Linked DNA regions of Mus musculus: region 1 is linked to region 2. A link is a loop called in an ENCODE intact Hi-C map of the cell type or tissue named here. Cell type or tissue: heart. All regions are shown on one strand. Links, peaks and the distances in the headings refer to the core of each region. The heading gives the core; the rest is flanking DNA.

What was found. Peaks named below come from ENCODE experiments on the same cell type or tissue, not always from the same donor. Only the 100,000 strongest peaks of a DNase experiment are listed, where the experiment ranks them.
Region 1: it touches region 2 in a loop (2.5-fold over the local background); 11 of 42 quality-filtered maps call a loop at or near these places.

The regions. Positions count from the first base shown.
Region 1 is chr9:111,425,091-111,432,667 of GRCm38, reverse strand. No RefSeq gene overlaps it. Among named protein-coding and RNA genes, the nearest start is that of Dclk3, 10 kb to the left of the region's middle. In heart, for the core only: a CTCF peak has its summit at 4,321 (motif pointing left); a DNase peak (open chromatin) is centred at 3,507; H3K27ac peaks cover 1,090 bases.
Region 2 is chr9:111,475,389-111,482,965 of GRCm38, reverse strand. Dclk3 (doublecortin-like kinase 3) reads right to left here. Exons shown (of 5, transcript NM_172928.5): 3 at 216-348. Among named protein-coding and RNA genes, the nearest start is that of Dclk3, 40 kb to the right of the region's middle. In heart, for the core only: a CTCF peak has its summit at 3,858 (motif pointing right); no DNase peak of the experiment used is centred there.

The DNA of each region.
Region 1 (7,577 bases), core at 1,504-6,503, 51 kb after region 2:
TTTTACATCTTCCCTTGTGAGTCTACTGTTTCCTTTAAAAAATAAATAAATAAAAAAGATAAAGACAGAAGCATAAATAAAACAGTAACATCTGTGCGGATGAAACCACACAGAGTTCCTGGCATCGTCTCTGTGCATGGCCACAACTATTTTGCTTAGTATAATTTTCCTTCACAGTGTATGTGGAGAATATTTGAGTTGCCAATGTTTATAATCCATTTTCTTGACTTCACATAGCATAAAAAACCTTGCCTTAAGTAACCAGAGCTGCCACTAGAAAACTCAGATGCCTTATCAAGTTCACAGAGTGAGCGTCCACCCTTGAAAACATTGGGCAAAATATTGCTCCAGATTACACAGAAAGAGGAGAACATCCGATTTGTAAACTATCGCTGTAATTCCAGATAGGAGGAGACTGAGCCAGGAGGAGGGAGAGATGGAGGACATCCTGGGCTACATAGTGAGATTGTCTCAAAAGTGAACAGGATTGGAGTAAAGGGCCATTGGGCAAAAGGGCTCGCTGCACAAGCCTGAAGATCCGAGTTCAGATTCTCTGAACACACACAAAAAGATGGGTGCTGTGGCACACATCTATAATCCCAATGCTCCTACCACGAGACAGGAGAATCACCTAGAAGTTCTTGGGCCAGCTAGCCTGGAATACACAGATGGCAGAAACAAGAGAAACCCTGCCCTGCATAAAAGCCACGGTGCAAGCTAAGAACCCATTCCTGAAAATTACCCTCTGTTTTCTTCACACACTCGGTGATGTGACCACACAGAACCATATATACCTCATACACACATGCACATCACATCATAGACGCATACACACCACCACGACCACCAACGCCACCATCACTGTCACCACCATCATCACCACCAAAATGAAAAAACAAGCATATTTAAAAAAAAAAAAAAAAGACAAAACTAGCAGCAGGCCATGCTAGGCTTCAGGGTCTAGGCAGTTTTCAGGTCCCAGACCAACACAGCAAACCTCGGAAGCGACATGACAGGCAGGGAAGGCTGGTCTCTCTCTTTGTATTTGAGTGCAGCACACGTATCAGGGGTGATCTTTCTATCTTTTTGAGATGAACATGAGAGTTTACCAAAGGATAACTGAATCCTGGATAAACGTGTTAAGAGAGCTTGGATTTCTAGCGTTTGCAGGTCGGGGTACCTCACAGATAATGGTGAATTAGATATAAGTATCTTGTACATGTATTTGTGTGTGCATGGGTGCCTTATTGTGGGAAGTAGGACTGGCGTTCATTTGTTTATACTCTCTTCACCCCTTGAGGACAGGTGTGGCGACTCAGTGGGATGACACGTGTTTATTGTAGTAGCCCAGCATTTTCAGGCTTAAATCTAGCTGGTATTTTGTTTTGTTTTGTTTTGTTTTGTTTTGTTTTTAGGGATGATGCTCAACTTTAGGTATAGCCTTTGTTGTGAGATGTGCAGACTAAGTTTCAGAAGGGTGACAGGAGCCTGTGGTACCCAAAATCTTGCCAAGAATCTATTCCCGATGATAGGGACTTGGGACTATATTTTACTTTCCCATGACCATTCATATATCAATACTGAGCGGTGATTTTGAAAGCCATTTTTGAGGGTGTTGCTTATTTACCTAGATCTTACCACCATCTAGAAGCATCTAGCCCATGTTTATATACTAAATAACAATATCAAATAAAACAACATAAAAATAATTTTAAAGGAAAGCCACTTTTGTTTTTATTGCTATAACACAAAAATAGTGATCTTCACCCTGTATCCAGCAGTGAGGCTCAGGCTCTCTCTCTCTCTCTCTCTCTCTCTCTCTCTCTCTCTCTCTCTCTCTCTCTCATGCGCACACGCACATGTATGTGTATGTATGTGTGGTGTGTGTGTGTGTGTGTGTGTGTGTGTGAAATTAAAATTACTTGTACTAATATATGGATGAGGTCCTGTAAAGTATGACCCAGATCTTGCCACATGACACGTGAAGGAAGGAGCCATGCTTAAGTGGCTGTCATACTCCAGGAAAATAAATGGCATGGAGAAGATGGGGAACAGACGGAGGATGGATGGACACTGGGGACAACGCTGATAGTACACCAGCCACAGGCCTAGACAATGAGAATATCCTCACCCTGCTAAGGGCCTTCTCCTACAAGCTAATTTATATGGAGTCATGTTGGCAGACAACAGTCAGAAGTCAGAATCAATGTGCCCTGTGGTCACTGTACCATACCTGAGGGACCCACAAAAATCATGAAGTTGATCAACTTGTGGCAGCTAATGTCTCCTTTCCCAGGGTGATACAAGGAGAAACAGGCAATAAGAATAACTGCTTTTCCCAGAGCCAGACACAGTTCGTTAGAGGTACGGTTACCTAAGTACAGAGATGAAGACGCCTCCAGGGTCTGCCTGTGGTTTCAACCAGTCTCGTGGGTATTGTTTTTCTGTGTGCATCTTTAATAACTAAAAAGTAGTAATAAGAAGACATAATTCTAACAAACAAGTGTCATTGATCAGTGCTGACACCCACCCATCTGGGGCCTGAGACCATGTGATCTTCAACCCATTCTGTGTGGTCTTCAGAAAGAGGCGGCTCCATACTTTCCATGGAGGACTGTGGTGCCAGTATCCAAACCAAATAACTGAGCTACCCAATACCTGCTGGCCTCCTGAAGGCCCAGAATTGTGACTTAGTAGTAATGAGCATTGTAGGGAATGGGAGGAAGCTGAAAGAGAAGCCAGGACCCGTCTCTCCTGCTCCACGTCTGAAGCTACTGTTGTTATCAGTGTTTAAATTTTCTTTAGCATCATACACTGTAATACTTAAATTTCATGATTAATATTTTTAATGAAGGGTATAAATTTGAGGGTCCAAAACTCCCACAAGTGATCAAAAATTTTTTTAAACCAAATTGCTGAACAAGTGGGTTTTTAAAAGAAATGGCAACACATTTCCATCCTCAAAGGATGTCAGTCAGCAATGACAAGCATTTTGTGGTTTTTCTGAGTCCATGTCTTTGTCCTGCATAGGAATTCCTGGTTTGAAATTTCAAGAATTTTGCAACTGTGGGGTGAGTGTTGAGAGCATCCCACTGACACTGAGTGCAGACAGAGAATGCCAGACGCAGATAAACAAAAGAACCTCTGCAGTGTCAGAGAACACAGTCCAGGCCAGTTCCTTACAAGCCTCCAGCTTCCTCTATTCACCCATGGTAATGCTGTTTCTTGCAGCATTTTAGCACCAAGAAAAGTTATGCCAAGAAAGAAAGAAAATTCAAATTACCCTTAAGTCAGAGACGGTAGCAAATGTAGACTTTTTTTTTTTAAAGGAAGAAGAAGAAGAATAAAGAAAGAAAAACTATTTTGAGTAAAGCATTTAAAAAGAACAATTATCTAGCAAGCAACACTGATAATTATGTAATTCCTTGGCTTTTGTCAGCGTGACTTCTGCTTAGAGGAACAGGGCAGGATTTGTGTTGCAATGTCATATGTGCAAGGCTTGGCGCTCCGGACCACTGGAGATGAAGACATGAAATGAAGCACATGGGTATCGTCACTCAAGTGTCCTGCAGGGACAGGTGCTATTTATCTCAGTCTTTAAGGAAAAAAAAAAAAACTTAAACATGGAAATTGCTGGTAATGAGGTGGAGCTAATGGTTAAAGAATGTTTTATCTTACAAAAGAGAATTCGTGTCATGCAATCAGTGACAAGACTGGCTTCCAGAACAATGGTGCCTCCCACACCTTGAACTTTCAGACGGTGTCACCTTGGCTCTGAGACAGAGACTCAATTGTTGAGCATCTAAAATGGGCTAGGCTGTGTTGCTAGCTGTATGCAGATTGTCTAGTGTGTGCTAAGCTATGTGCGGAAATTGTCTTATCCACCAGAAGGATGAACTAGCTGAAGATCATATAACTAGTAACGAAGTTGGGAAATGGACCTAGGGGTTGATTTTCACTGTACTATGGTGTTAAAGGCTGGGAGCATTCTAGTTAGCTTTTGCTGTGTAATAACCAACCCCAAATAGGCATGGTGGCCTACTTGTCAAATCCCAGAATGTTAGGAGGCTAACGCTGGAAGATCAGAAATTTAAGAACCCCTCAGCTACATAGTGAATTCAAGGGTAGCCTGTGTTACGTGAGACCCTGTCTCAGAAATGAAATCAAGGGGTGACTAGATGGATCAGTGGTTAGGAGCACCAACTGGTCCTGCAAAGGACTCGGATTCAGTCTCTAACACCCATAAGGCCGATCACAATCACCTATAATTTCACCTGTAACTCCAGGTCCAGGGGAACTGATGCCCTCTGCTGGCCATCATATACACCGTAAGCATGTGGTACACAGATATACTTGCAGACAAAATACTCATGCACAGAAAATAACCTTAGAAATTGTTTTCTAAAAAATAAAATAAAATAAAATAAAATTTAAAAAGGTATGAAGAGATGCTCAATAGGTAAAGTTTTTGTTGCACAAGCCTGAGGAGCAAGGTTTGGATCTCCAGAACCCATGTGAGAGCCTCGTAGTCATGGCAACCCACCTGTGATTCCAGTAGGAGAGGAGCAGAATCAGAGAGTCCCTGGAGCCAGCTGGCTAGCAAGTGAGATACGCTGCTTCAATACATCAGATAGGGGTGATCAAAGGAGATCAAAGGAGACACGGGGTATCAGCTTCTGGCCTTCACATGCACACACATTCATGCACACATATGCTCACACACAGGCACACGTACATACATACGTGCATACATAACACACATACACCATAATAACACAGCACCCACAAGACACTAACTCCAAAACCCAACGTCACAAAATCACAGCCCCTTATTTAGCCTTCATGATGTGGTTAACATAGGCTCAGGTGGGCTCCCTCAGTGCTCTTGCTGGATAGAGTGGCTAGGTGCTGTCTGGTCCAGGAGGGTTCTGTCTGGCAGGCTTGTCTCTGCTCCATGGAGTCTCTAATCCTTTATCGGGTTTATCAGGGTTGGCACAAAGTGACTGGCAGTGTCCAGAGAGAACAGCTGGCAATGTGCACACAATTTGGAAACACAGGCATTAAAGTAACAAACATACTTCCCACCACATTCTGTCATAACAGCTGGGCTTCAGGGGGGAAGACTAAGACTTTATCACCTAAAGGAAGGAGCTGCGAGCACACCCATCAGGGAGGTGAATGTATAGTGTGCAGGATGTATATACACACATATCAAGAATAACAAAAACTTACCTTAAAAAGAAACAATTGCTGGCTGAGCCAGAGCACACCTTGAATCCTAGGAAGCAGGCAGATCTCTATGAGTTTGAGTCTAGCCCTTTCTTATGTAACAAGTAAAGGCTAAAACAAAGAATTTGGAAAGCGACTAACAAAATGGCAAATGGAGAAACAGTGACCTGCAGGCACTATCAGAACCATAAGACGTAGTAAGAACAAACAGGGACAGAGATGAGGCCTCTTTGGCGCGCATGCTCAGCGGCGATGGTGGGTACCCACAAGATGGGTACTCATGGAACTGCCTCACAGGGCCACCATGCCTGAGAAGTACTTAGCTTTAAGTTTCTATAAAACTTAAGTATTCCTTAATAATTGCCTAAGAGACTCTGTCCTAGGAAGATACTCTTTGATGCAAAACGATGCTTACTGAATTCCTGCTGTTAAGCTGTATGGTGAGCACATTGACCTGGGAAAACAATGGAGGTGAGAGAGACAACTTTTAGTCCATGTAGACAGGAGACCTCTTGTCTAAGAACCTTAGCCAGCACAACGCAGCTGGACATTCGGGCTCAGCTTTATCTAAGGATGAAGACCATGCACTCTGTGTTATGACTCCTCATCTTTTTTTTCCTCTTGCCTAAAGTCGTGTCTTAGCTACTTTTCCATTGTTATGCTAGGACATTCTGAGGAAAAACAAATTAAGGAAGAAAGGGTTTATTTGGACTTACAGGTCAGGAGTGATACAGTCTGTCATTGTGAGGTAGGCAGGAGCATGGGGCTCGCCCAGCAGGCAGGAAACAGAGCAGTAACATTGTATCTGTACACAGAAAGGAGAGAGAGAGAGAGAGAGAGAGAGAGAGAGAGAGAGAGAGAGAGAGAGAGAGAGAGAGAGAAGGGTGTGGCAGGAAGGCACAGAATCTCAAATGATGCTCCTCAGTGATTACTTCTTCCATTAAGATTCAATAACCAAAACAAACAAACAAACAACAAAAAGATTCAGTACCCTGGCCAGGCAGTGGTGGTGCACACCTTTAATTGCAGCAACTCAGGAGACAAAGGCAGATGGATCTCTGTGAGTTTGAAGCCAGCTTGGTGTGCAGAGTGAGTTCCATGACAACCAGGGCTACACAGAGAAACCCTGCCTCAAAAAAATAATAAAATAAAATAAAACATCATTAACTTTCTTAAAGCACCAACTGAGGACCAAGAGTTCAGATGTATGAGGCAGTGGGGAGCAGTTCTTGTTCAAACCACATGTCACCACGCTGTGATGGTTCATCTTCATTGTCAGCTTGACTAGAATCACCATGGAAACACACCTCCAGGGTGTCTGTGAAGGATTTTCTAGTGGGAAGATCCAAACCTAAGTATGAGTAGTGCTGTTTCATGGGGTAGGCTCAAAACTTCTTCAAAAGAGAGAGGCTCGCTGAGCGACAGACAGCATCCATCTTTCTGCTGAGAGACGTGATGTGAGCAGATGCCTCCCTGCCACTTGCTATGTCTTCTCTGCCATGAGAGACTAGATCCCCTCCAACTGCAAGCAAAATATAAACTTTTCCTCGTTTAAGAAGTTTCGGTCAAGTATTTGGTCACAGCAATAAACAGAGTAGTTAGTACAATGGCTATGGGCTGTTAAATGGGGATTTGAGACCTCAAACGACATATCTTCAGCCCTCTGCTGAGGGATACAGGAGGGTGTGGGCTAGATTCCGAACAATCATCATCAGATAAAATTCGGAGGTCAGAAAATTCTAAGGGAAAGCCTAAGAGCAGAATGATGAGAGCATGTGACACACTTTCCATTTCCCAGAGAACTTGTTCTCCATGGAGGGCATTTGAGACAGATGTCAGAGTGTCAAGGGAATTGTTCACACACACACACACACACACACACACACACACACACACACACACACACAAAATGGCTCACACACACACAAAATGGCTCAGTGGAAAAAAAATGTGTCCCGAGACATAAAGCTGATGTTAATAGACCCCCCCAACAACTCCTGTGGGACCTGAGTCATGGGACTCGTGACCCAGCGACATTCTGAAGAATAGTTAATAAGGCTCCCAAGGATGTTGCTTCCTGCCCAGTCCCCCTGAACCCAAGGAAGCCCCATGGGGGTTAGGAGCTGTGGGTTACCAGGGCAACGCAGCCTGTGGGTTACCAAGGCAGCACTGCGAGGAACTCCCTCCAGGGAAGATACTCAAGGAAAGAACCTCTGGATCTAGCTACTGTGCTTCAGTCTCCAGTCCAGCCTCCACTCTGAATGGGAGCATATGAGCAAGAACTGATGATGTATATGTCGTGTCATCCTGGTGAAGGAGGTAGAAGGCCTCCAAGCTACACCTTCCCT
Region 2 (7,577 bases), core at 929-5,928:
AGAGAGAGAAAGATGCATGCACATACCCAGAGAGATGCATGCATGCACACAATTTAAATAAATAAATAAATAAATAAATAAATAAATAAATAAATAAATATTTATCAAGCCTGAGTTTCAGCTCTCTGAGATTTTGTAACAGTTCCTTGCTGGAATCAGTAAGGCATTTGTCAATTGCAAAGCTTAAGTACCAAAGAGCAAAGGGTAACACTTACCTTTCTCAGAAAGAATTTCAGGAGCTACATATGTTGGCGTCCCACACACAGTAAATATAGGCCTCACCACATATTTGGCCAAGCCAAAATCAGCCAGCTTCAAGGTGATAGACTTGTCTTCATTTCGCTGAACCTAGAAGGGATCAGAAGGTCCAAAGCATTAAAACTGCGATGGAAATAAAGAAGGAACACTGAGGCAGTAGTGTGTGTGTGTGTGTGTGTGTGTGTGTGTGTGTGTGTGTGTGTGTGTAACCTGTACCACTGAGACCATAGTCTGTATGTGAACCCTAGGACACTGAGACAGTAGTGTGTGTGTGTGTGTGTGTGTGTGTGTGTGTGTGTGTGTGCAACCAGGGACACTGAGACAGTTGTGTGTGTGTGTGTGTGTGTGTGTGTGTGTGTGTGTGTGTGTGTGTGTGCAACCAGGGACACTGAGACAGTAGTGTGTGTGTGCAACCAAGTCAAAGTAGCTGCTGACATTTTCAACCAAAGGACCAGAGTCAGGTTCACTGCACAATCCAGTTCAGCTTCGTGTGTTATCAAATGTGATATTAAGAATTCATTGATTAAAGCTCAGTTTCTCAGCTGCACTGGGCACATGTGTTTGTCCAAGAGCAACCTGTGAGTTGAGTACCGTGCTGGACAGTGCAGATGGAAACCATTTCCACCAGACACCGCTGTGTTCTAACAAGGAGTCCTGATACTCTGAACATAAACTAAGAACAAGCAGTGGTCTAGAGGGACAGTGAGATGGCTCAGTGGGTATAGAACCCATAGGGTGGGAAGAGAGAGAACCTGACTCTAACCTCCACATAGGATGGCGGCACATGCTCCCACCCCACTACAGATAAACAAATGTACGTTACACTCCACATAGAGCAAATGATGAGGGTCAAACCCAGTACCGTCTTGCTCCAAGTTCAAGATGCATGCAGCTTGAGGGAGATCCTGATGACATCATAGTGTCACACATGAGGTTCCTGCCCCTGCCCCTGCCTCCCCCGACCCCATAGCTGACGTCTCCACAAGCTGCATGTATCTTAATTGCTGAGTCCAGGTCAAGACTGGTATATGAGCAGAAACAATGACAAAGGGGAAGGCTGAAAAACCCAAGAAAGCATGGAATGTGGTGCACACATCCCTGCCTGCCCATCCGGGAACCACTGGGCTTCTGACCCTTACCTAACTCCAGCTCATTTCCATTCTATAAAGTGCTTTTCTTCCTTAATAAACTCTCTCTGTTTCTACCACTATCTGTGTATCCCGGATCCATTTCCATGCTAGAGAACCTGGGAATCCCAGTCAGGGTGTCCTAATCCCAGTCAGGGTGTCCTAATCCCAGTCAGGGTGTCCTGCAGCCCCCTTCCAAGCCTCTTCACATCACTGGCTCCTAAGTTAACCTGGCCAAGAACAAACCATAGTTTCGGACCCAAAGCCGAGTTCTGCTCACTCTGCGCACAGAGGCAGATGCAGCCTGAAAGAGACAATGGAATAATTTGGGCTAGAAAGTCTAGTTGGGAAGGAAAGGAACACAAAATAGTGTTGGCAATTCCATATGGAACTGCCAGATGGACTGTCTCCATCCATCATATGACTACAGAATTGTTGAGAAAAAATGTTCCCCACAAAAATATTTGCAAATATTTCTAGCCAAATGATCAGAATCAAAAGTATCTGGCCAATTCAATACATCAAAATAAAATGGGTACTTCTATCAAAAAAAGTAATTGGAAACCCACAATTCCAAAGCCTACCCCAGAAACTCAAGCTTTGATTTAAGATTGTATTGTGTTTGGTGTCCTGTATATGCCTTCAAAACAGCACATCAGTTTTAAATGACTCTATGAGCCTGTCTAAAACATAATATCATGTTCTTGTCTCTTCAGAGTTCAGCTTTTCCCACCTGGAACACCGCCCATTGCTGGGAAGGACTGGTGTGTTAAAGACTCCGGTTCTACTGTTATGGTTTCTTTACTAGTCTCAGCATTGTCTATTATTGTTTTCTTCTGTGTTTATCTATTTATTTTTGTGAGAGGCAATACATCAGGCATGTACCTGTGTAGATACAGGTATGTACCTGTGTAGATACAGGTATGTAGTGTGTAGATACAGGTATGTAGTGTGTAGATACAGGTATCCATGCAAGGATGAGGACATTGGCTGCCCCACCCCTCCATCTTATTTAATAAGACAGATCCCTCATTGAACTTAGTTTCAGCTAGACTGGCTGGCCAGCAAGTTCCTGGTACCCACTTGTCTCTGTTCTCCAACACATCAATTATACGTGCACAGTCATGGCCAGCATTTACGTGGGTGCCAGGGATTTGAACTCAGGTTCTCTTGCCTTCACAGCAAGCACTTTTACCCAATGACCTGTCTCCTCAGCTCTTCTCGAGGCTGTTGCTGGCTTCACTATGTAAACAGCTTCATTCCACTTAAGGCTATGCCATGTGTGAGTGTTTTGGCACCTTAATATATTGCTTCACCTTAATACCTGTCTTACCTTCAAGTCAGACCTCCACCCGAACAGGAAACTTGTCTAACACTTCTCTCCACCAGACACCAGTTCATCACATATCCATTCCTGATGACCCATAAGTCCATCCCTATCTGCTTTCTCAGTATCCCCTCTGGGATGACAGTAAATAGGAATGCATCCTTTCCAAAGATGGGAAGCAAGGACCGTGAACCGCCCACCTCACCCCAACCCCAAACTGGCTTTCTGAATTCTCTAAGCTATGATCCCAGGACTCCTGGCAAGTCCTTTATGTGGCTTGGTTTCGACTGTGGAGATAGGGAACACTCAGGACTCTCATCTGGCCAAGCAGCCAAAGGCCCCATTAAATGTCCACTTCAATGTCTATGTCTCAAGAAGCTTTTCTGGCTTTCCTGGGTTTGGAAGCCATCCTGCCCTGGATCTACTTGCCTGTGAATCCGCTTACCCCCAACCCACGTCTCCAAGTTTATCAAACCCTGCTGTTCTAAGCCATGTTCTTGCTGGGCTGATCCAGGGCTCTGACAGACAGTCTATTAAGTGATGGCTGCACACAGAATGAATGACTGACTGGTCTGTCTGTCTATGCTCCCCTTTCCAGCCACACCAGAGTGTCCTGCTTGGAATCCAGGTGGTCTGCATTAGTGATGGAAGGATTGGATAACTCCACATGTGCCCCAAAATCTCAAGAAAAAAAATTTTTTTTGAGTTAGGGTATCATGTAGAACAAACCAGTTAGCTCAGGATGACCTTGAACACCTGATCCTCCCACTTCCAGATCCCAAGTTCTCGGATTATAGGTGTGCACCACCATGCTTAGTTAACACAGTGCTAGGGATCAAACCCAGGGCTTCATGCATCCAGTACTCTATCAACTGAGTTACATGCGTGTCCCTCAAGAGAGATCTTTATGTTGTCATCAGTTGGCCTCCACTCTGCCCTTCCACAGTTTATCAATTTAAGCACGGTTATGCAGTCAGTTATGAGGTGCATGCCTGTAAGCCTAGCACTCAGGAAGGTAGAGAATTCCAGGCCACTTTCCACTGTACAGCAATGAAGACCCTATCTCCAAAAAAACAAGCAAACATGCCTTAATAAATAAAATCTAAAATGTACATTTAATCTCTAAGCAGAAGGGGGCAGCAGAGTACAGACCAGCAACCAGGCACCCTTCAACATTAGGCTTGGAAGAGGCTTGTTTATCTCTGCTAAATTCCTGCTTGAATCTTCAAGGTTCTTTAGGCCGTTTCCCTCCAAAGCACATTTCCAACTAACAAGGACTGAAGTGATCTTAGAAGCCACGCCATATCAAAATGCCAGTGCCCCACACTAATTGACACTGGAACATGAAAGGCACCGTCATCCCCTGACCATCACGCTGTTCACAGTAGCCAGGAAATGGAACCAGCCTAGGTGTCCATCACCCAAAAAAAGAAGAATGAAAATGTGGCTCAATACACAGCGATACTTTATGCAGCCATAGGAAGAATGGGATCATGACGTTGGTAGAAAAAAAATAAACAGAATTGGGTATTATTACATTAGACAAAGCAACCTAGACTCAGAAAAATAAATGCCACATGTTTTCTCCAACACAGATCCTAGACTTTCATATTTATATTTGTGTGTAGAGAGGGTGAGTACAGGTCATACCAGAGGAGGAAAAGAGGCTTCCTGGGGTGGGGAGCAAGAGGCAGGAGATAAAGAAAATAATAAAATACCCAGGAGGAGGGGGACCAGCAAGAGGAGGATGGGGGTCCTGGGGAGGGGTGTGGGAAAGGAAGATCAACAAAAACAAAGGGTGTCTGAAAATGGCCACGCCAGGGAGCCATGCAGGCCAGAGCACAGCAGCCTCTAGGCCACTTGTGTTTTTAGCTGAGGGCAGCCTGCTGAAGGAGGACAGTCAGACAGCCTTGTCTCCTAAATTGAATCTGATAGCTTCATATTTCTCTGTACTTCACATCACCGTTGTGTCACTGGAGAAGGAAGATGAGAATCAAAGGAGATGAGGAACAGCGGCTTCCAGCTCAGTCGCCCTGCTGCTCTCTCTGGGAGTCAGCTCCCCAGCCTGTAGACTGGCTCCATCACCACACAGCCAATCCTCCCCACTTAAAAAACACACAGTCCATTTCTACACACCCCTTCAGCAACTTCAATTTTGTGATCTCCTTCACACACACACATGCACTATGAATCTTGAAACAGATACCCGTATCTACTACATGCATATTTTCACCATCCCTGATCCCCTGAACTCAGTCAAGCTCACGCTGCAATAATTACCCTGGAGTCTTCTTCCTCCATCAAAAAGACGAGTTGCACACTAACTAGCTGTAGGTCAGGACACCAGAGTCCTCTCTCCTTGCCCACCATCCCAACCCATCCACAGGGAGGATCACCTGACCCTATTCACTTCAGCTGGATGCCAAAACACAACAGGGAGTTTACCTCAGCCCCAGCCCCAGCTTCCTCCCCTGATCTTACATCACCCCCAACCGACAGGCCTTGCAGAAGATGAATCAGGCTCTTCCAGAAACAACCGAGCCTAGGGAGAGCTAAGATCTCAGAAACTCACAGAAGAGCTCTACTTAGCTGCTTTTTCCAACTCAAAGAATCTTGAGAAATTCAATCTCCAATCTTCAAAGGGCTTCCGAGAACACATTCTCCTAGGAAGGTGGCCACAAGATATCGCTAGCATTCGCTAACAAAATGACCTGGACTAAAGCCCTGTTTCATCTAACTCTGTCTCTTGTGACTCCATGTTATTGCTGAAATCTGTGTTCCTTAATTTCATGAAGTCTGGCCTGATGAGAGGCGCCGCCGTGGTTATTACCAATGTTTAAAATTGTTAATGCCTGGGGCATTAATAAGAAAACAAGAGTGCATGCCTAGCTTCTAGCTTAGGAGAGAGAGTAAGAGCTGGTAGAAGAAATGCCTGTGGATCACGGAGAATTGCTACCACTGAGACCGACTTGTATATCGTAGCAGAAGGGAGAGGGGAAAAGGACATGGAGAATTAAGGTCAACAAAATGGTGGAAGACGTTTATGTCAGATGAAGAATGGGCAAGAGATGTGTGTGTCCTTCTCACCCTGTGGGTCCTTCTTGCCCGAGGCTTTCCTTATCACCCTCAAGAACACATACTTACCAGTGTGCAGTTCCAGCCATATTCAGTAGTGAGATGGCCAGACAAACCTACTTCATCCTGGAACCAACAAGAAAGGATCTGCCTTTGTCTTCACCCAAGCTGTGACCTGTCCCTACAATGCCACCTCCATTTCTGCTACTCCAAGCACTCAGAGCTGTAGTACCTGGGAACAGTGACAAGACCCAGGAAAGGCAGCACTCCACATGTGAGGAAGAGGAACAACTGGTCGCCAGCCCATCTCACTCCTCTCAGCTCCTCCCCTGAAGAAGACTCAACTCTTCCCCCCGCCCCACTGGAGGAGATGATTCTGGAAGGACTCTGCTAGAGCCTAACGTCCCTTCCATCACCGCCCGCTCACACAGATGTCTTGGCTGAGGATACCTGGCCTGTACACTCCCCGTCCTGGGTGAGCTGGTCTAATTACCACCTCTTCTCAGGCTCCTGTGGCTTCCTCCCTCCTTCCCTGGGATTCAGTCAACACAATCCCATTCCCTCCAGGGGACCACATACAGGCAGAAGAAGCAATTAACATGGATATTTCTGCAAGCTGGAAAGTCTCATAATTAAAACTTTCTTTGTAAGATCTCAGGAGTCTAAATAACCCTAAGGGTAGAAGAATCCTAATATCAGGAAATGAGATCAGTGCGACCAGATGAACTTGCCATACAGGAGGCCTGAAACATTACTCCGGGGCCTAATTATCAGATGTAAATATTTCTGTTGATTAAAACATCATGAGAAGCAGCTACATTCATTAAGAGCTTTCAGTGTGCACAGAAAATGTCTGTAAAAAGCAGCTGTACTTATAATCCGTTGCTCCGTCAGAAGTTGGTGTTAAAATAAGCATCCCCCAGGCTTAGCAAAGATAGGTCTAATAGAGAGCCAGCAGCCATCTCTTAAAGAAAGGAAGCGTTGATTTGACAGCACATGTAGGTAAGTGAAGAACACCAACTGATGGATGCTGGTCACCATGGCAACAGTGGTGAATACTGAATCTTGGAAAAACCAAACACATTTGCAACATAATTATTCTCTATCAACAAGCTCGGAAATGGTATCTATCTAAGCCCAGACAACAGAAGTTGTCAAGTCCAGCAGAAGCCTCATCTTTGTCTGAAGAAAACCAAAAGCCTGGCACTGGATAATGTTTAGACTCTAGACATGATATGCCAAACTGACTTAGGCTGAAAAAGGACAAACGTGTTTCATGAGTGTGATAGACACCTGTTTCAACAAGTGATCACCGACAGATCACCCAGGAAGAGCAAGGCATTACCTCATACACAAAAGATGGCTCACACACAGCTTCCTGCTGTTTTTGAAGCTGTACATGTACACATGTACACGCACACACATATATATACTTGTACATGCATAAAATTTGATGTGTTAGAATAGCAGCTTGAGTCTGCACACCAGGCCAAAACAGTTCCACATGTAAGAGGTTTATTGGGAGAGAGGGGGGCAAGGAAGATGGCAGCGGAAAGAGAAGTGGAGAAGAGAGAGAAAAAGGTGGGAGGGAGCTTTCTTTGTGTATGGGTAATGATGTAACACTGGTAAAGGTGGGAGGTGAGCCAAGTGGATTCTGGGAATATGGTGGCTGTTGCCTTGGGAAAAGGTCTGTGGGTCCCGCCGATGTGATGTCACAGGTTTCAGAGGTCCTGATGCCAACCAAAGTTTATTTGGAGAGAATAAAACTGACCTTTTTTTTTTTTTATCAA